Regions from separate parts of the Homo sapiens genome. Here region 1 is linked to region 2. Evidence: read pairs that join two places in POLR2A ChIA-PET (ENCODE). Cell type or tissue: OCI-LY7. All regions are shown on one strand. Links, peaks and the distances in the headings refer to the core of each region. The heading gives the core; the rest is flanking DNA. Region 1 has its middle 110 kb from the start of ESR1. Region 2 overlaps FBXO5 (F-box protein 5).

Region 1 (17,480 bases), core at 7,013-11,012, 1.3 Mb after region 2:
TAAATTGGAAAGGCAGCAAAAATGGAGGAGAATTATTCTGGTGACCCAACCTAAGTGACACAGTTACCCAGGCAGATGCGCAATAGCGTCTAGAATCCCAACAGTTTGTCTCAGGTCTCTTTCAAAATCTCAGCAACAGCACCTTAGACCTTTCTGGAATCAAAGTTTTGGATCTAAGACTTCAAAGTGGGGAAAGCAATGCAAGACTACTCAGGGACTGACATGTGTAGAATCAAAAAGAGAGAAAGGGAGGTATATGCTGAAAATGGTATGAGATCCATACCCCCAGTGACTTGCACTGGTTCTTCTACTTTGTTCAGCCTCAGCCAGATGGAAGACTCGTTTCTATATTAAAATCTTTTTTCCCCCTCCTTCATTATCTCTCCCTGCTGCCCAAAAGAGGAATCAAACTCACTGCATCAAGCTGGCAAAGAGCTACAGGCGCCTTCCACTTGGAAGTAAGAAGCTAGAGCAGCTCACCCATTAACATTTCTGTGATTCACAGGAGAGCTCATTCACAGCTGCTCAGACTCTGAGCAGAGAGATTAGAACTAGAACTGTTTAAAATTCCTAAGCCAGAGGAGTTTCACGGGGCGGGGTGCTTCTAAACAGCCTGCAGTCAGCCATGCCCTTGCAGACAAGGCTCTGGGGGTTCCACATGCACCTCCAGCCTCAGAAGACTGGCCTGACCAGTCCTGCAGCTGTTTTGAGGACAGTAGCTAAGCCTGGAAGTGGTGACTTTATTTACCATTTTTGGTTAGTCACTAAGTAAAGTCTTTGCCTAGAAACCTTCATTTCTTATGCAGTAGGGTAGAAAAGGTCCAGCTAAAAATTTTCCTGAAATACTTCACCAAACAGGCCAGTTCTACAATTAGGAAATTACCACGCTGAGTAATATTTGCCAGTCTGGTTTTTAGTGAAGTCAGGTTTCGTCCACTGGCATCTCAAGCTGATTGGCAGACAGACCTAGGTCCTACACCCAACCCCTCCCTTGCAATTTGGGCAGGTTATATTTTTAAAAGTGCAGACTTCCTGTGCTTTTGAACATTTTGAAGGCTAGGATAGTATTCACAAATCAGGGGTGCATTTAATCTTTTATATCACATGCCTGCTACTGGATTTGCAAAATGCTGCATAGATACACAGCCTCTCAAGTTGGCTTCTAGGCAATGGTGACAATTTGCACTTTCTAGAGGCATGACTTTTCAAGAGGTTTGTGAACTAGTTTTAAAATGTTCTATGGAGGAAATGAGAAATGGACTTGACAGTCAGTAAGTTATTTTATCTTAATTTTAAATAAAAAATAATGTAATTACTTGGTGACCACAAATACAAGTGGCATGGCTTGTCTTTTCCCTTGTGAAACTGCTACCTGTTGTTTTGAATAATTAAATTCAATAGAAATGTTTCTTAATGATTGAGAAGGTTAGAACTATGTCTCTATTTTTAGGTAGGTCACTGAATATGTAAAGTCTAAATTCTGAAGATATTCCCCTATTTTAGGGTTAAATTAAAAGCACACTCACATTTTGCTTCCTATTAGCACCATACAACTGGCAAGAGGAGAAGGAGGTTGTGAAATTCAAATCAAGAAATGTTTTCACTTGCTGGAAACTATGGTAAAGCTCTGAGGGAAAAAAGAATGAAAAGCTCTTTCTTAAGAAAAAAAAAGCTTGGATTTTCCCTACTTAGAGTGGACTATTGAGTATGTAAATAAATTGGTTAACCTCTCTGATACTATGCAAAGAAACCTCACCCACACAGTAGACTTGGGGATTTTTTTAAATGGTGGTAGTGCACAGATTGTATCCTTAATTTCAACCTAAGCAACGCATGTAGAGTGCCCATCAGATAGTAGGTGTACTGCTAAGCCCCTGACAATACACACTTGATAATGAAAGAAATTAAATGAAAAATCGTTCTCCAAACTGATGACCAAATTAGATCTTATCAATTCACGGACAAAGTCAGGAGAGAGAAAGAGGAAACTAGTATGTTCACACATACCTCAGTGATGGTTCAAAGTTCAGATTAAAATCTACATCCTTTTTCAAGAAGTGCTGTGCTGATATTTGGTACCGCAGTCCCGGAGAATGTGAAGAGATCTTTGTGCTTACTCCTTCCTAGTTTTCTTCTTCCTTTTGTTTTTTTAACAGAGAAGGAAAGGGAGATGTGGGTGATTTCTACAGATTTCCTTAATTAAAGCTAGTTTGACTCCCCACTTAAGTGAAATAAGGCTGTTAAAAAGAAAAGTAGTCTCACTTATCAATAGGCACTGAAGAATCAATGTTTGGCTTACCTGTTCAGATCAAATTCCTTGATTACATTATTTTACAAAGCTGAGTAGGGCTTAAGCTAGTTACCACTGATGCCATTGGCAAGTATTTCTTCATTCACGCACAGGCCATAATCCACTACACCAACTCAGGCCCACGGGATGACTTCCATTTCTTCTTCTTCTTTTTTTTTTTTTTTTTTTTTTTGAGATGTAGTGTCGCTCTTGCCACCCAGATTGGAGTGCAACGGTGCGGTCTCGGCTCACTGCAACCTCCACCTCCTGGGTTCAAGCATTTCTTCTGCCTCAGCCTCCCAAGTAGCTGGGACTACAGGCGCACACCACCACGCCCGCCAGCTAATTTTTTATCTTTTTAGTAGAGATGGGTTTCACCATGTTGGCTGGGCTGGTCTCCAATTCCTGACCTCCGGTGATCCACCCACCTCAGCCTCTCAAAGTGCTGAGATTACAGATGACTTCCATTTCTATAGATCCATTTTGCCATTAGAAATTAAAAAAAAAAAAACTCCCAGCCCACAGTATCTCAAATCACATGTGCAGCAGCAGAACAAAACCTGCTGTGGCTGTGATAGGTATGATTTTACCACGAAGATTCAGACGTTGTTACATGGTTGAAAAAGCAGTCACTGCACAGAGCAAGTGAGAAATTGAGCAATGCAACTTAATACAGCTTTTCCCTATTGCTTATAAAACAACGTTCTTAATTTTTAATTACATGTAAAATTCTTCTGAATTTTTACTTTAAGTTATTTCAATAGACTCCCTTGGGGTGCTTTAAGAATATCCCATGGGGCACTTTTTTACTGTGGGTCATCAGCCTAAGCTGTTGGAAAAAGGCCCTGGGTTTTTTTGGTTTGTTTTTAAAATGTTGTATAACAGCTTTAAATGTGCAAGACATGATAGAGTGGGGGAAAAAAACTTGTTGAATTCTTAACTTTGTTTTTCCATCTGAAATATTAGTATGCCTGTGTTTTTATTTTTTCCTAATTCCAAGCAACAGTGAACCTAATTTACAATTTTTTTCTCAAAAAAAAAAAAAAAAAAAAAAGGAAAGTTTAACATTGTATTAGGGAGGCTTCAGAATTAGCAGGTGCACTCCAACAGATTTATAGGGGCCAGTGGACTGATAGCTGTATTTTAGGACTGGGAAACATCTGCTCAAAGTAAGTAGTTTATGGTTTCCATATCAAATAGAAGAAAAAAATACCACACTGGTCCTCAGACTTTGGTAGTTGTGTTTTTAGAAAACCAAATTCACACAAATTCTATTCTAGGGGACTTGTATATTTCATTGCTATGTTCTACTAAAGTTAAGGAGGTACAGAAATTGCTCCATGAGGAAATGATAAAGGTCAGAGCCTCAGAATTTTAAGTGGAAAATTCATAAGCATGCATTATGGAGGGAAAAAAAGGCTAATTAAATATAACACTCAACTAAACTATAAAAAAAGACTTGTTTTCTCCATGTAAGTCAGATTATATGGGCTTCCTCCACCACTTCAACCCACTAATCTAAAGTAATGAAATGCAATCTCTGGAAGTACTCAGAATTAGACATGTAACAGATAATAACAGAGATTTGAAGAAATTTTGCACAAACATGCAACAACCTTAGGAATGAACTCTTTTTTTTTTTTTTCACTTGTCCTCTAGTCTCGCTCTAAATAACCACATGAAGTAAGGAATTGGCTGTTATTCAGTAAATTTGGACTGTGGACACTGACCAAATGGCTTGACATTCTACCTCCACCCCTTATCCTATTTTCAGTCCACATTTTCCCTCCACGGTGACTTTCTGGTTATATATTATCTGGTTTGGCCGTCTCCACTGCCCACTTCAGATAATTGCTCAATTCTCAACTTGGCTTCTTGCTGCATAGGCTTGACCTAAGAGAATGGATGAAGAAAGAGCCAGCATTTTCCTTTGATCTCTCAGAACTCAGGATTCCATTATATAATCTACCATAAATCCTGGCAGTCGAGATTGACACCAACATTGAAACTTGCCATAATATGACACTCCTTATTGATTCATTATGTATTCTGACATTTCTTCATTAACACGAACTCAATACTGCAGTCTGTCAGTGATAAGAAATTTTTCTTAGTTGCCTTCTCAATATTTTTGAGGGTTGCCTTGGTTAATTTTTCTCTTCTGCTATCTAAGCTTCATATGCCAAATGTTCTAACTGGCTATCTGCCTCTAAGGTTTAAGCTCACAGATGTTTCCTTGTGTCCACAGAAAATACTACTCCGCTGAGAATAGTTTTGATAAATAAAATTGGCAATAAATTTAGAACCAAAGAGCTGGATAAAGAAATCAAGTGCAACCCATGTTATCCACACTTTTGTAAATCTACAAACTTGTCTAGTATACCCAGTAATAGTAGATTCTAGGAATCCCATCAACAAAGTAAAGTCTTAAATAATCCCAAAACCTCCTTCTATGTAGCAGTACAAATCTTTTCCCCTACTAAACATTACCATGGCTTCTAACAAGCAGAGAATTGGCACAACAAATTTCACTTCTATTCCAAGTGCAGAGGGAGGAGTAAAATGGACAGAATCCAAATGTCGAGAAAGAAGTGAAGAAAGGACCCTGCAGAGCCCAGATAGGAATAATACGTGAACTGTTCTAAGTGATTAATACTCCACTACATTAATACTGCTTATGCAACACGAATGCTGTAGTAAGCAGGAGACCTTTGCTTTCTGCTTTTTTCCCTTTCCTAGAAAACATTTTCCTAGGAGTCTTTCCCTTCACAAATGACATGTGAAGGAGCTATATGCTTGATTTGTGAAGATTGAGTGATCCGGAGGAATAGGACCGTCAAACGGACAAGAGCAGTGTTCTTCCTGTTGAATGTTATCATGTCACCCTCTCCTGGTACTTCGCTGCTCAAAATTCAAAGCCCAGGCATTTCCACCATGGAACATTCTCAGGAGTGTAGCATCATCATTTGAGATTTACTGTAACTGAAGTGAAATTATTTAGTGGGTTTGGCCTTTTTCCCTCCCGACTCTACCCCCAGTAGCTCCTTGCCTTTTCTTTTTAAATTGTTGCTCTAGCCTTTTATTTCCCCTTGGAAGAGAAGGAAAAAGAGGAAATCAGAAAGGACACTCGTCCTCCTTCCCTCTACCCACAAATCACAGAATTTAGCTTTTCCATTCCCATAACTGTAAAGCATTTTAGGCAACTGCAGGAGAGATCACAGTTTTCCTTTCCAAGCAGAATCCTAAATCAGTGCAATGAAAACATGTCTGTCTTTTATTCCCAGCACAGATGCCCATGGGTTTGGTTGTGTTTATACTGTCAGTATCTTAAGTCACTTTTTTTTTTTTTTAAGACAAGATCTTGCTCTGTTGCCCAGGCTGGAATGCAGTGTGCAGTGGCGCTATGTCAGCTCACTGCAGCCTGGATCTCCTGGGCTTAAGTCATCCTCTCACCTCAGCCTCTCAAGTAGCTGGGACTACAGGCGTGCACCACCACACCTGGCTAATTTTTGTATTTTTTATAGAGATGGGGTTTCGCCATGTTGCCCAGACTGCTCTCAAACTCCTGAGCAAAAGCAATTCACCCACCTCGGCCTCCCAAAGTGCTAGGATTACAGGTGTGAGCCACCAGCATTAAATGTTCTGTCGCCCAGGCTGGAGTGCAGTGGTACAATATTGGCTCACTGCAACCTCCACCTCCCGGTTCAAGCGATTCTCTTGCCTCAGCCTCCCTAGTAGCTGGGACTACAGGCGCATGCTGCCACACGGGGCTAATTTTTTATTTTTAGTAAAGAAGGGGTTTCACCATGTTGGCCAGGCTGGTCTCGAATGCCTGACCTCAGGTGATCTGCCTGCCTCAGCCTCCCAAAGTGCTGGGATTACAGGTGTAAGCCACCACACCCAGCCCTTAAATCACTATTCTAAGAGAAGTTTGCTAAAGGCAAAAGCTATAGAATCATAAAATACTACAGCTGCAGGGACCACACATTTCCCCTAGTCCAAAGATGCCATCCATTTTGTGAGGGAAATGAGGTGTTAAAAATAAAAGACTTATTCAGTACCCAACATAAAGTACCTATTTAATAAATATAAAAAATTCAAATGGTCTGAATCCTAATCTCACAGAAATATGATCATTTTCTTCTGCATCTATATCTTGTCCAAAGAAAATAATTTTACTATAAAAATATTCCAAGTAAACAGCATTTTACACATATAAGGCATACTGCCTTTCAAAATTATATCACTTAGTCTTCATTGTATCACTAGTATAATGTTTTGACGGCTGTCTGGTAGTTGTTATGCCCATTTTACAGTTAGGAAGATGGGGCACCAAGCTTGCAGCTTCTCACTGCGCACATCAGTGGCACAGTCCCATCTTTTGATTCTCAATACACTTCTTTCTCCACCAATCATTTCTGAAACAAAATCTTTACAACCATAAACAATCATGATTGCAAAAAACAAGTCCTAAAAGATTTTTTTTAATGGTGTGACACCTCCCTTGAACTATTTCCCTCACCTCCGAATTGATGTACCCACTCTTCATCTGAAAACTTCAATCCACACAGTATTTTTCTAAGGTTAAGTCTTTATTTCATTCCAATCCTACACCAACATCTTTAATGCCTACAAGATAAAGTTCAAGCTCCTTAATAGGACATCTGACTCTCCACTTCTAAATTACCTCCTACCACCACCTTGCACTTTTCTTAACTATGTTTCTGTCAGACTGATGGTTTCCCAAAACCACCTCCCCCATGCCTTTCATTATGCACCTCCTTTTCCTTGTATTTTCCCATGTAAACATTACCTGTCCTTTAAGGTCATGGTCAAGAGTCGCTTCCTACCCAAAGCTATCCCTAACCATCCTGCACCAACCCAGAAATACCTTCTTCTGTTTACACTTCCTCACCGTGGTGCTCAGCACTCTGCAAGCACTCTTCACATTCTACTCTGCTGAATTGTATTAGTTGATGTTATGGCTTTAGGCACATATTGTAGTGTGCTACTCTGTAATAGTCACATATCATATTATGTGCCTTACTGATCACACCTGATAGAGATTGTCTAGGGATCAAGGAACATGCCAGGCTCAATCTCACTCTACAATTATGTGCCAAACACCAGTGTGTACCAGGCACTTCCCAAGGCACAGGGTAGAAAACTGAACAACCCCATCTATGCACCCGAGGCACTACTTATTTATTTATTTATTTATTTATTTATTTATTTATTTATTTATTTATTTGAGATGGAGTCTCTCTATGTCTCCCAGGCTGGAGTGCAGTGGTGTTATCTCAGCTCACTGCAACCTCCGCCTCCCAGGTTCAAGCGAATCTCCTGCCTCAGCCTCCCAAGTAGCTGGTATTACAGGCATGCACCACCATGTCCGGCTAATTTTTTGTATTTTTAGTAGAGATAGCATTTCACTATGTTGGCCAGGCTGGTCTCAAACTCCTGGCCTCAACTGATTCACTGGCCTCAGCCTCCCAAAATATTGGGATTACAGACATGAGCCACCATGCCCAGCCCTGAGGCACTTTTAATCTAGCTGGGAATAGAGACTCTAGGACAAGCCATAATAAACCACAGCAAGGCCCTTGTCAATATTACTCATTTCTTAAATAAAATTAGAAAAAGAATTTAACAATATGAGTTAAATTAAACTATGCATATATTGGATTCTAAGTAACCTTAATCCTTAAATATTCTTTCAGAAAACTTGATGCAGGTACGATTTCCAAAATTTTAAATTTTGTAAATTTTGTAAAATTTGGAATTTCCCAATAAGGAATTTCCAAAATTGCTTATTAGAAAGAAAGAGCAATTTGTGTCTTTATTTGTCACATAGTTTTAAGGTGAAAGATACTAAAACGGATTACTATATGTGATGCAATTATCTTTATTAAGCACCTTTCTTTACATGGTTTTAAGCAAATAAATTCTGACCAGTTATTGCTTCTAATAAATAATTATTAGAGTACAAAAGCCAAATTTCTTCTGTCAGATACACTCAAATTTTCTTGTTGATTTCTTGGTGTCCTTAGTAACGTTCCAAAAGGAATTATTCCAATGAGACCATTTCTATGAACAGCAGAGGAAAGAAGGATCTCAAAAATGCAGATCATCCGTTTGCAAAAGGACCTTGATGGCTTCCTCTGAACCAATCTAGGGGAGGAGGTATGTTTAGGGGAGCTGAGCTGCTGGTCATTTTGACAAGGAAACAGTTGGAAAAAGAAATGTCAAAAAGCCAGTGGCACTCTCCTATTCCAGCAAAAGTCAGGAACCTCAGCAAGTCTACTCACACTAAGCTCTCTAGGATTGTCAACTTGTTGGGGCCTGTCTCTGCCTCCTTGTGATTGGCCTGTGTGTTGTCTTCAAGGCAGCAAGAAAGGAGAACTGGAAGACTGCCCATGTTATATCCATTCTTAGTAGGAAAACCCAAAAAATTGAGAGTGGGTGGCAGCTTTAAATAGGAGACTAAATCCAAATGAAGTTATTAAAGTCTGTGCTTAGGGAAACCAAGCTCCAGGTATGCATTCAACAGGGATCTTGATGGTTTTTACAACAGAAAGGCTAGGGAAGCTCCTAGCTACTTGTCTTCTCAAAAGAAATCAGAGAGCATCCCACAATACTGGAGGGGTGCCGCCAGAAGAGGATTACCACCATCCCCTCAAAACCGCATCCATACTGCTGCTGTACTCACATTCCAGCTTTGCCACATGGCTGGGAGGCGGAGACTCCCCACCCACACTTCCACCCTGGCACACTTTCTGTTTTTGAGAAGCATAAACCAATCTGCCCCTCATATCTATCTCATAGCACTACAGCCAGGTGAACCCTCATTCACTTAGTGGGAAGATTTTACATGGAACTAAGTAATAATTTATGCATTGCATATAACAACTTACTTTTTTTTTTTTTGTCTTTTTTTAGATGCAGTTTCACTCTGTTGCCCAGGTGGGAGTTCAATGGCACAATCTCGGCTCACTGCAACCTCCACTTCGCGGGTTCAAGCGATTCTCCAGTCTCAGCCTCCCAAGTAGCTGAGATTACAGGCCCATGCCACCACTCCTGGCTAATTTTTGTATTTTTAGTGGAGACGGGTTTCACCGTGTTGGCCAGGCTGGTCACGAACTCTTGACCTCAGGTGATCCACCCACCTCAGCCCCCCAAAGTGCTGGGATTATAGGCGTGAACCACCAATCCCGGCCACAACTTGCATTTTATAAAAGTGAACTTTGTACAAAACTCTTTTACATGCATTACTTTATTTAATCCTCATGAAGAGCCACAAAACTTCTGTGACTCGGATGTAATTATTCCCATTTTACAGATGAAGTTGCTGAGGCTAAGAGAGGGTGTAATGTTATCTCCCATCAACCCCAGATGCTTAACCTGCTTTCCCAAGGCCAAATTCATATTGATTACAAACTTTAAAAGTTAATACTGTCTCAAGTAATGGCTAAAAGCATGAGCTTTGGAATTAGATGAGTTTATCTTCAAGTCCTAGGGCTGTCACTTTTGAAGCTGTGTAATATTGGGCATGTTACCTAGCTTTGCAAAGCCTTAGTTTCCTCATTTGTACAACAGGAATCATAACGTTGTTCACCACCTGGGGTTGCTGTGAGAATCACACGTAATAACACTATAAAAAGCATCGCACAAAGTAAGAGCTGCCCCAACCTTAGGTGCTACTATAGTTGTTATTATTACCACCTCGTGGACATATGTTATGGGGCCAGAGTGGGAGAGACTATCTCAGGTCTTTGGTATCACATTGAATTAGAACATCAGCATACAACCGGGTATGCTGGCTGACGTCTGTAATCCCAGCAGTTTGGGAGGCCAAGGCGAGTGGATCACTTAAGGTCAGGAGTTTGAGACCAGCCTGGCCAACATGGTAAAACCCCGTCTCTACTAAAAATATGAAAATTAGCTGGCCATGGTGGCACATGCCTGTAATCCCAGCTACTCTGGAGGCTGAGGCAGGAGAATTGCTTGAACCTGGGAGGCGGAGGTTGCAGTGAGCTGAGAAAGCACCACTGCACTCCAGCCTCGGTGAAAGAGCGAGACTCCATCTCAAAAAAAAATCAGCATAGAGCTCTATGTGTGTATGGACTAAGACATTGCCCAACAATGAAGCAACATGCTTCTGTTGATGTGAAAGGGAATGTGAAGCATTTGTAACACGTTTTTGACACGCTCATCTCAGCAAGATTTTTTTGTTACCCTTCTCATCACAAAGATAGTCACAAAGGAGAGGAATGATGGAAGAATGATGGAGGTTCCTGGACTTTCTCTTCCAACACTTTATACTCATTACAGAAGCAGCAGCATTTCAACAGATGGTACGCTCAGTTGATTGGATTGACTGCCCTTTGCTTTTTAGATCAAGTTTCCAGTTATGATCAGATGTTCATAAATTCCTAGCAGCTTTGGTGCTGACCTTGAATTATTTCACTGATTCAACCAACATGTATTGAGTACCAGGCACTGTGCTAGGCTTAGAATAGAAATAACTTCCTCATACTGAGTTTCTAATGCTTGGAAACTGCAAGGAGTTTAATGAGTGGCTTAATGTCATTTATTCCATATAATATATCTGGTAGCTACTGTTAGTACTCCCACTTTGCAGATGAGAAATTCAAGGCATGAGGTTAAATAATCTGCCTCTAAATTGCACAGCTAGAGAGTGGTGGGAGCTATGGCTGGTACTCAGTCATTTTCCATGGATCTGAATTAAACTACTTAATATCAGAATTCTTACTGAAGAGTGATCTGCTGTGGAAAACCTGAGCAGAGGTATCAGCTTTCCAGCGAATATTTTTAGGGGCAGATGGATAGGGTAAGCCCCTTCATTCTCCGAAAGAATCACAGACTTTCAGAGAGAAAAATGTTATACGCCTTAGATAGAACGATAAAACTCAATGATGTGTACGCTTTTGCTGTTGGGTCCAGTGGGAATGATTCAGAGGAAGTCTACTGAGATGTTGCCCAGAAGGCAGGCACACCATCATCACTCTTACCTGTACAGTGCACGCCTTTCAAAATAGCACTTCATTAGACAATATGCAGGAGGTTTCACAGATGGCGCCTCTTTCTCGGAGATTAACAATGGAGACCCTCTCCTGATAGAGGTGGATGGACAGGACCATATCTCCACTGCCATAGATGAAGACTATGCTATGACTTTTTTTTTTACAGTGTGGATGGTCTACCCAGAGCTGGGTCACTCTCTTCCTTGCCCTTTTTTCCGAATAGCCAATCTGCAGTCCTGGAGCACAGCTGTTCCCTATTCAAAGCAAAGTAAACTCAACCACCAGGCCGTCAGCCCAAGCGATTGTTCTGAGCAACTAGGATAAATGAATGCAGACAGACTCAGAGAAGACCTGCAGATAACCATGTGAAAATGTTTAGCAGATGCCTGATGTAAATACTTACACTGTGTGGAGGTTTAGAGTGAGTGTTTGAAGGGAAGGTAGATGGTAGCTAGCTCTAAACCCAATATTGAACAAAAAGACACAGAGTTATCAGAAACGAAAGATAGTTGGACTTTGTTCTTGCTGCAAGTTTAAGACACAAGAGCTTTATTCCTTTCCTTGACTGTCACAAGCAATAAAATGAAACACGTATCTCCAAATGTCCAAGAAAAATCTTCTACTCGTAAATACGACGCTTGTATTCTTAAGGAAAATTTTGCTTTTTTCCTACATGTCGTATCTTTTACCTACATTGTTTTTATTTGTAATTTCCTTGAAAATCTGACATTCTAGAGTATTTTATCCAACTGCTACAGCATTATCTGCATGCATTCCAAGGCCTAGTGGGCAGTCATCACAGGATATTAACAAAATCAAAGAAAATATTTGCTTTTGAGAAATAGGAAGGGATTTTATGGTATACAAATGGACCCTGAACCATCCATGGTTCTCAAACATTCTCATCCAATTTAAGTTCTCTGTACGTTTCAGAATTCAGTTCAAATACTTCTACCTGGTCTTCCTGTTTACTCTCAATATTAAAATATGTATATACCACATTCAAAACCAGATGAGTTTCCCAGCAACCTCATATACATGGAGTTGCTCTGTAAGCCTATTAGATCTGGCACATAAAGGCATTAAAAATCTGGCACCTTTAAGCAGGAACCATTGCCATGATCACAAGTCCTGATTAAGCCCAACCCTTCTATCGAGTAAATTGCTTTAAAATCTTTTAATCATGTTGGCTCCTACGGACTTGTTTGAGAGAATACTGGTTATCTTCTTGACAAAGTATGAAACTTACAGTTCAGCGAGCATTTCCTAAGACATGTGGCATTCCTCTAACCAAAATGAAAGTATTCTGCCCTGTCTTGTGACTGCCACATCATTACCCGAGTAGCCCACTGCTATATGTGGTGGAGTCATTATGTATGTGCCATTGTGAGGCAAAAAGGAACTGAGAAAATGGGACACCAGGACTCAAAAGAGCTTGCTTAAAATCAGAGGCCCATTTCAAGACAGAGGGGCTCGTTCTTTTGCTGCTAAATGTGTAGCTTTTCAGAAAACTTGACTGCCTTTAGGAAACAAATAATGGCTTATTCACATCGCTTAGTTCAAACTCACGTAAGTTATGGCTCCAAAGATTCAGAAAACAGGTAGTGTGTTCATGCTACTCTGAGATTTGTCCAATTAAGAGCTTATAAAATTCTAACACAGTTCAACAATACAGTGTCTCCTAGCTAGTGCTAGATCCAATACATTTATGTTATCTGGAACAGACAGGCAGCCTGTGTGTGCTGTACTAAGAAAAGGGTAGTCGGATTGCCCTCTGCCTCAGCTAAATATTATTCTAGAAGTGAATTTCCACTGTACCAAGTTTAGATTTCACATTTTATCATCCCAGGAATACTTGCCAGTAACTTTGCAAAATATCCTTGGAGCAGAAAGACAAAAAAATGAACATTTTTTAAAGATGAGAGGTAAGCTCTGAAGTTACAATATGCTTGTAAACAGTAGCACATTATATCAAAAAGGAAAAAATAAATTGAGAAGAAATAGGAGTACCTACTTGAAGAGAAGATTATCACTCAGAGACTGTCTTCTTATGCTATAGAATGGGCAGGAGAAAGGAGCATGGACCTTTCGAGCCTGTTAAAGAGCTTCTGAGCATGGAGCCTGCATTTTCAGTTTTGGTAAAATCCGTTCTGAGTCGGTAGACAGGAGGCTGTTATGACCATGAAATTAGGAAATGCAGTAACTCAAAAATAAAGAACTAGCACCACCATTTGACTAGGATTGGAAAATCTCATTGAAAAAATAGAGGAGGGGGTGGCCTTGCTTTTGCCAAGCCAGGCCCGAATCTAACTTTCTTAGCACTTCCATTAAGATGGATGTTCAAGAAGAGGTAAATCATGTGTTAATCTGCCTGAAATATTTTTTATGCCATCCAGCCGATTTTCTCTTTATTCGTAATAAAGCTTGAAGTCTAGACAGGCATGTGGAGTTGGAAAAAAAAATAAAACATCATTCAGCACATAAATTTTGTTAATCCAAAGTTAGCTACAGCTAAACTAAAAGCAGGGGCAAGGAAATATCTTCTGTGAGTGTTTTTTGGGACTTTCTTACTCAGGCATGGACTCAAAAGCCCGCTCTGCACTTCTTGTTACCGATTAATGAGGTTCTTGACTTCGGTAACCTGCAGAGGTCTAGCTTCTCACACTCTTCAGCCCTTCCTTCTGTCATATGATCCTTCCATAAACTGTCCGGTATTTCCTGCAGCAATTTTTAAGTTTATGAGGTTATTGATTGTTTGTTTAACACTAAGATAAACATTTTAAAGTAGCAAAGGGGCTGTAAAATCATATTAAAAATTTTTAATAATATTGACATTTTAATATCTCATCATGTCTGGTGTGGTTTATGCAGTAGGTACTTTAAATGAATTTTTAAAAATATTTTCTCTTTTTCTTCTCTACAAGCCTTGAAAAAAGGCTGGCTTTCTGGCAGTGAGAATGGTAGAATGGGGCGGAGGCAGGATCTCCCTCTTGCTACTGTATTTCTCTCTGTCCCAGTACCCAGTACAGAGGAACACCTGCCAAGTAAGAGGTGCATCTCAAAACTGGCATGGGAAAGAAAGAAAACCAAAATAAATAATCAACACTTTAAAACATTTTGAAATCAATGATCTTAACTGTCTTCAGTCTTCTCTATACTTATCAGTTAGCCCATAAAATAATTTAAATATGTAAATTTGTCTGAGAGTAACTTCTCCAGAATACATAGAGCAGGACACATTTTAGTTAATATGTAAAGTATTTAATTGCAATTGACTGAACATAAAATCTCAACAAGATTCACTTACACAAGGAATAATCATGTATACTAACGCATTGTGGGGGTTCTGTAAGCATTTTTATTGTGTTTATTATGATTTCTGGTGAAAGGTAGATTATTGAATAACATGCTCTGAACAGTTCAAGTGTTTTGAAAGCGAAATATTTTTTCTAAATTAATTAAATCTTTCAATTATTTTAGTTGCCAGAATGGGTGAAGTATGCTTTTCAAACAGCATTTAGCTACCTGTTAAAACCAGTTTTACACATCAATACAGAGATGAAAATTACATAGAGCAACAGTTCTCAAAATAGGACAGCTAATGAATTCTGAACTGAAGGTTATAGATTATTTCCTTTTCATTAGAAAATATAAATGTACAATGTATATTGTATGTAAATTATAAATTAACTTAATTATCCTTTAAAAAACTATTATTGATATTCGTTTGCATTCCAATATGTGCTTTCTTGAGTGCAAGAGAATAAAAATGACAACAAATGTCTTCTGAGCATATATAGTCATCCCTTAGTATTAGGGTTGGGATATTGGTTCCAGGACAAGTCCCTGATATAAAATCACATAGTATTTACATATATCCTATGCACATCCTCCTGTATACTTTAAATAATCCATAGATTACTTATAATACCTAAAACAATGTAAATGTGAAGTAAATATGTGTTATACTATATTGTTTAGAGAATGAAAAGAGCAAAGTCATGTTCAGTACTGGCACAATTTTTTTCCTGGATATTTTTTTCTTTTTTTTTTCCCCTAGTATGCAGCTATTTTCCTAGATATTTTTTATCCAACCAGAGGTTGATTGAATCCTCAGATGTGGAACCCACAGATATGGAGGGCTGGCTGTACTAGATGTCAGATACTAGTTTAAGTATCTTTGTAGCAACCCAGTGAGGTAAGTACTACTAAAAACCCATTTTGCAGTTGAGGAAACCGTGGGATACTGAGATTAAGTACCCATACCAGCTGCGGCCAGGGTTCAAACTCACATGGACCAACTCAAGCCTCCATGCTTTTAAAGCTCCATTTCAGAATCTGAACCAGCACAAGGAATTACACACAAGGACACACTATGGGAACACACGTGCTTTGTATGTGTCATGAGAGGAAACTGTTGACAGGTTTATCAGTGAATGGGTAAAAACAGTTCCATCAAATCAATCCAGAAAGGTTGTTATGAATCATTTTGAAGTTTATTGTTCTAATGAAATCACTAAAAATAAAAATGTGTGCTTGGACCAATACATTTTTTAAACTATTCTGTGCTTTATTATAGGGAAAATATATATATATCCTTCAAGGAAAAGTGTCTAATTAAATTGCATTCATCACTATTAGACAATTAGGTTGAACAATTAAAAAAGAAGAAAACAACAATTTAAATGAAGCAGTATAATACAGTGTAATTGAAACACAGGACAAATTTAATCTCGTAAGTATAATTTAAAGAGATGTATCATGCCATTACACCTGATTCCCTCACACACATTTTTCAAATGAAAAATAAAGCCTGACATTTCATCAAAATCGTGCTATCCACTACATCTTTATTTTTTTAAAAAAAGAGGGTCAACACACATTCCTTGGTAGTGTCACATTGTTTATTAAGAAGCACAGAACAATGAAATTCTAGAAATTTTTCAGGTTCCAACCTTTTTGTGATACATTCTCCCATTCCAGAAGAAACCACTAACAGCCTGGCTTCCACAAGCACAGTAAAGCAGAAAATGGATGCAATCTGTCTGGGTTGTTCAAGCAAAATCCTGCTGTGATCTGGGTGATTCAGGCTAAAATAAAAAATCAGGTTTTTTATTTGGACTGTGTGTTTTTATCTGCCACCCCAGATGATAGCAGAGTCTGGGACTCAGTTACATAGTTAATTGCCAAAATTCTTTATTCGTTCTTCTCAGCAAAGATGTTCCCACTGGGCACTGCTCAAAACACTATCTCAGTTCTATCACTCTAGCAAAACAGCTCTGGGCTTCTGGCTTTCCTCGTGAAGAGCAACCAAAATTGAAACTCTGCTTACCTGGAGATATCAATCAGTACCTGACCACTCACTCACTATCGTTCTAAGGAAAATTGCCATGCTCTCAGCTCCTGTTACTTGAACAACCAACTCAAGTTCATACAACCTCCCCACCCTACGCCCACTTCAGATCACAGCTAACTGGACCATGGTGAGACACCCAACCAAAGATCAGCCAAACTATAGACTGGCCAGTGACCTAGGACATGACCAAATGTGAAAAAGATGAACTGGACCAATCATTCAAGCTCTGAGGGTATGAATTTGGAAACCTGCACTGAGGTCATGAGCCGCAAAGGACAAGGGCATGTCTCAGGGTGGCATGGAGGCCAAAGTAAGGAAAGCCTCCTAGCAAGTGAAGTTATGCAGGAACAGAGAAAGCCCATGAGCTGAGATAACACATAGGGGGCTCTGGACCCATGAGCACATTGCAGGGTCTGGCTATAGCCGCATGGTTGGCTATAGTCACTGACAGGGTTGTAGAATTTCCATAATTTCTTCTATAGCCCTTATTACCAGGTATCCAAGGGCACCTCTGGTGGTCTTTCCCATCAGAATAGTGTAACCTAAGAGTGTTTAGCTACCTTAAACATGCATCCAGGGCCTAGGTGCTGGTTGGTTGGTTGGTTGGTTGGTTGGTTGGTTGGTTGGTTGGTTTTGAGATGGAGTCTTGCTCTGTCACCCAGGCTGGAGTGCAGTGGCGCCATCTCGGCTCACTGCAAGCTCCGCCTCTCGGGTTCACGCCATTCTCCTGCCTCAGCCTTCTGAGTAGCTGGGACTACAGGTGCCCGCCGCCACGCCCGGCTAATTTCTT
Region 2 (4,000 bases), core at 1-4,000:
AAACTAAACCACTCAGAATCATTTGTTCTAGGTTTAGGGTTAATTAGGGAGCTAGAATTTGTATATTCTTTGCTTTTTATGCAGCTGAACCCTTAATTTTAGGTTTAGTAGGATCCTGGAGCACATACTATGTGTCTTTCACTGTATTAACATTGGGAATTTACAAGCAGTTTCTCTCTACAAGTTACTTTCTATGAAGGTATCCATTTCTACTTTGAGTTAAAAAGTTTTGCTCTATGTAAAAAATGGTTAAGTTTTATATGAACGCATTACCAATATTTAGTGCAGACTAAACATACTGATGCTGTATACATTTACTTACAGGATAAATTGTTAGCTATATATGATTGGCTTGTGTGGGGATGGTAGATGGGGCACATTTTAACCTGGCATTTAAGATTCAGGCTTTCTTAGCTCATGTCCCCATTGTTTGCCTACTCTTACTCTCTGCCTTCAACAATGCTAAACAGTTTTCTGAACCCATCTACCATATTCCTTCCCAGCATTGTGCCGTTGCTCAAATTGTGAATGCCCTTCCCAGGCCACTGTTGTCTGACAAAATCCTAATCATTTTTTAGAGTTGTGGTTCTCAACTGAAGAATAGAGGAAATTTTGCATCTGGCCTTTTTCCCTGCCCAGTATTTGGCAATAACTGGTAACTGGAGACATTGCATCTTGGGAGTGGGGGCTGCCACTGGTGTCTAATGGGTAAAGGCTGCTTAACATCCTACAATGCACAGGACAGTCCCTGAGAACAAAGAGGTATTCACTGCAAAATGTCTGTAGCACAGGGATGGTGAAATCTTGCTTTAAAGCTATCTTAAGATGCTGCCTGCTCCATTGTGTCTTAACTGATTTCTTAGATCCCGGGGGTTGGAGCAGGGTGGTAATAAAACCCTGAACAAGTCTTTCCCTTTTTTCTATTTATCATTAATAGCAAGTTTATCTTAAGTTATTTAAAGCAATTGAACAGTAATTTACACCTGCTGCCCTATCACTCATATTCTTAAATCTGGTTAATTGATTAGAGTGTCATTCTTATTTACCAACACTTACTTTTGATTGATAGCAGAACTATTCATACTTACGGTTCTTTGGTAAATTAGTCGTGGAATGTCTTTGTTCAGTGATTAAAGAGCAGTTTCCAGCACATATTAGACAAGGTACAGGGAGATGTCCCGGTACTCGAGTTTACTATCCAGTAAGGTAGACAAACGCTTTGAATATATTAGAAGGTCACCAGGAGCACCCATCAGAATAAAACTTGGAGATAAGAGCTGTGGGAATTCAGGTAGACTTTAATTTATAGATGTTTAAATGTGTTATTAGTTCTTTTCTCCAAGCTACCTATAGATTTCTTGAATAGTTATTTTAAGGCTTGCAATCATTGTTAATAGTGAAATAATACACAAAATTTTTATTATTTTTATCAAGATTATTCCCACCCTTATACCTTGTCCTCCTGTACTAATCTTAACCACTTTTGCTGTCAGTGGCTTGGGTTGTGCTTACGTCAAAGAGAACCATAATGTCATTTCAAGTCCAAGGAATAAACACTGAATCTAAAAGTATTTGTGGTTACTTTAAGGATAACTTTGACCATAGCGCCTACTCTTTTGATACATCACATTTCTTCATTTGTTCCATAAACACAGATGTTTATTATATAGCCCCTTTTTCCACTATTTTTTACTCAATCAGTTATAGACAACAGTCAGGTGTTACAGCCAGGCAGATCCAAAAGCAGTCTGTTCTGAAGTGCCTTCTCAAGAATAATATAATATGTATGTACTTATAAGATTTAAGTAATATTTTCACATATTATTGTCATATCAATAATTAAACTTGAATAACATCACAGCTATGTAAGCAAGTACATGTAGACAATACCTAATGCTGAGAGATTGCAAAGTAATCTTTGTATATCCCAATTTAAGAAGTAGGGATGTGTGGAAATTTTGCCATTAAGATGTAAATGTTATGTTCTTTTTATAGGTTGTAAAGAAGAAAGTTCTACCCTTTCTGTCAAAATGAAGTGTGATTTTAATTGTAACCATGTTCATTCCGGACTTAAACTGGTAAAACCTGATGACATTGGAAGACTAGTTTCCTACACCCCTGCATATTTGGAAGGTTCCTGTAAAGACTGCATTAAAGACTATGAAAGGCTGTCATGTATTGGGTCACCGATTGTGAGCCCTAGGATTGTACAACTTGAAACTGAAAGCAAGCGCTTGCATAACAAGGAAAATCAACATGTGCAACAGACACTTAATAGTACAAATGAAATAGAAGCACTAGAGACCAGTAGACTTTATGAAGACAGTGGCTATTCCTCATTTTCTCTACAAAGTGGCCTCAGTGAACATGAAGAAGGTAGCCTCCTGGAGGAGAATTTCGGTGACAGTCTACAATCCTGCCTGCTACAAATACAAAGCCCAGACCAATATCCCAACAAAAACTTGCTGCCAGTTCTTCATTTTGAAAAAGTGGTTTGTTCAACATTAAAAAAGAATGCAAAACGAAATCCTAAAGTAGATCGGGAGATGCTGAAGGAAATTATAGCCAGAGGAAATTTTAGACTGCAGAATATAATTGGCAGAAAAATGGGCCTAGAATGTGTAGATATTCTCAGCGAACTCTTTCGAAGGGGACTCAGACATGTCTTAGCAACTATTTTAGCACAACTCAGTGACATGGACTTAATCAAGTAAGTACTGTTTTGAATATACATATTAGCATAATACACTGAACATTGCTGTTAGTGGCTCAGTACCACCAGCTCATGCAAAGGCTGTTGTACAGGTTGAGTGTCCCTCATCTGAAATGCTTAGTACCAGAAGGATTTCAGATGTTTTTCAAATTTTGGAATATTTGTATTATACCCTACAGGTTAAACAGTTGAACATCCCTAATCCAAAATCCGCAAGTGCTCCAATGTGCATTTCCTTTGAGCATCATGTCAGCATTCAAAAGTTTTCAGATTTTTGGATTAGAGATGCTCAACCTGTTGTAGATAACCTTACAATGTTGTTTAATTGCGGTAATGACTTGCTGGTGTTTTGCTACCTATGTGCCACTAAGATGAAAGAAAACTTGAATTATGCATTTAACCTAGTCATTTCAAATTTTATATTCATGCTATTACAAAACTATTTCTGTTGGATTAGGATCCTTGTTCCTTTTAGTTTTGAAATTTCTAATATGTAAGTTACATCTTTGGGGCTTAACTGTAAAACAGCCTAGTTCCAGTCTACATGTCTAATAGGCATTATGACTTGTCACACCAGAAAGTATGAAGTAATTTTTGTTCTTTCTAAGCCATTTTTGGTGCTAGGGCTCTCCTAGATTTGACAGTGATGAAAATATAAAGATCCACAAATAGAGATTTGTGACTTTTTTTTTTTTTTGAGACAGGGTTTCACTCCAGTCACCCAGGCTGGAGCGCAATGGTGCAATCTTGGCTTACTGCAACCTCCACCTCCCAGGCTCTGTTTATGACAATTTCTTAGAAACCTGGTGCTAACCACCATTTCTTTCTCAATCTACCAAGGAAAATCACTTAGTCAGATAACTTTGAGAATTAAGGTGATTATGCAGGCTAGAATTAGATAGGACTTAACTGGAGTTGTTTTTTTTTTTTTGGCTTTTTGAAAAATTATCTAGAGGTACTCTTTGCAAGTGTGAGTTTACACTGGTCTTTATGAAACAGAGCTAAAGCAAAACAGATATAAACAGCTTCTTTTTTTTTAATTTTTTTTGGGGACGGAGTCTCGCCCTGTCACCAGGTTGGAGTGCAGTGGCACGATCTCAGCTCACTGCAACCTCTGCCTCCCGGGCTCAAGTGATTCTTCTGCCTCCTGAGTAGCTGGGACTACAGGCGTGTGCCACCACGCCCAGCTAATTTTTGTATTTTTAGTAGACACAGGGTTTCACCATGTTGGCCAGGAGGGTATCTCGATATCTTGACCTCGTGATCTGCCTGCTTCAGCCTTCCAAA

What was found. Peaks named below come from ENCODE experiments on the same cell type or tissue, not always from the same donor. Only the 100,000 strongest peaks of a DNase experiment are listed, where the experiment ranks them.
Region 1: POLR2A ChIA-PET joins it to region 2 with 5 read pairs; 2 of 35 experiments call an interaction of 5 or more read pairs at or near these places.

The regions. Positions count from the first base shown.
Region 1 is chr6:151,686,533-151,704,012 of GRCh38, reverse strand. It overlaps a transcript of ESR1 not described here. Among named protein-coding and RNA genes, the nearest start is that of ESR1, 110 kb to the left of the region's middle. RefSeq lists a silencer at 7,283-7,410. In OCI-LY7, for the core only: no CTCF peak of the experiment used is centred there; no DNase peak of the experiment used is centred there.
Region 2 is chr6:152,973,617-152,977,616 of GRCh38, reverse strand. FBXO5 (F-box protein 5) reads left to right here. Exons shown (of 5, transcript NM_012177.5): 2 at 1,996-2,710. Among named protein-coding and RNA genes, the nearest start is that of FBXO5, 7.4 kb to the left of the region's middle. In OCI-LY7, for the core only: no CTCF peak of the experiment used is centred there; a DNase peak (open chromatin) is centred at 2,206; H3K4me3 peaks cover 2,305 bases.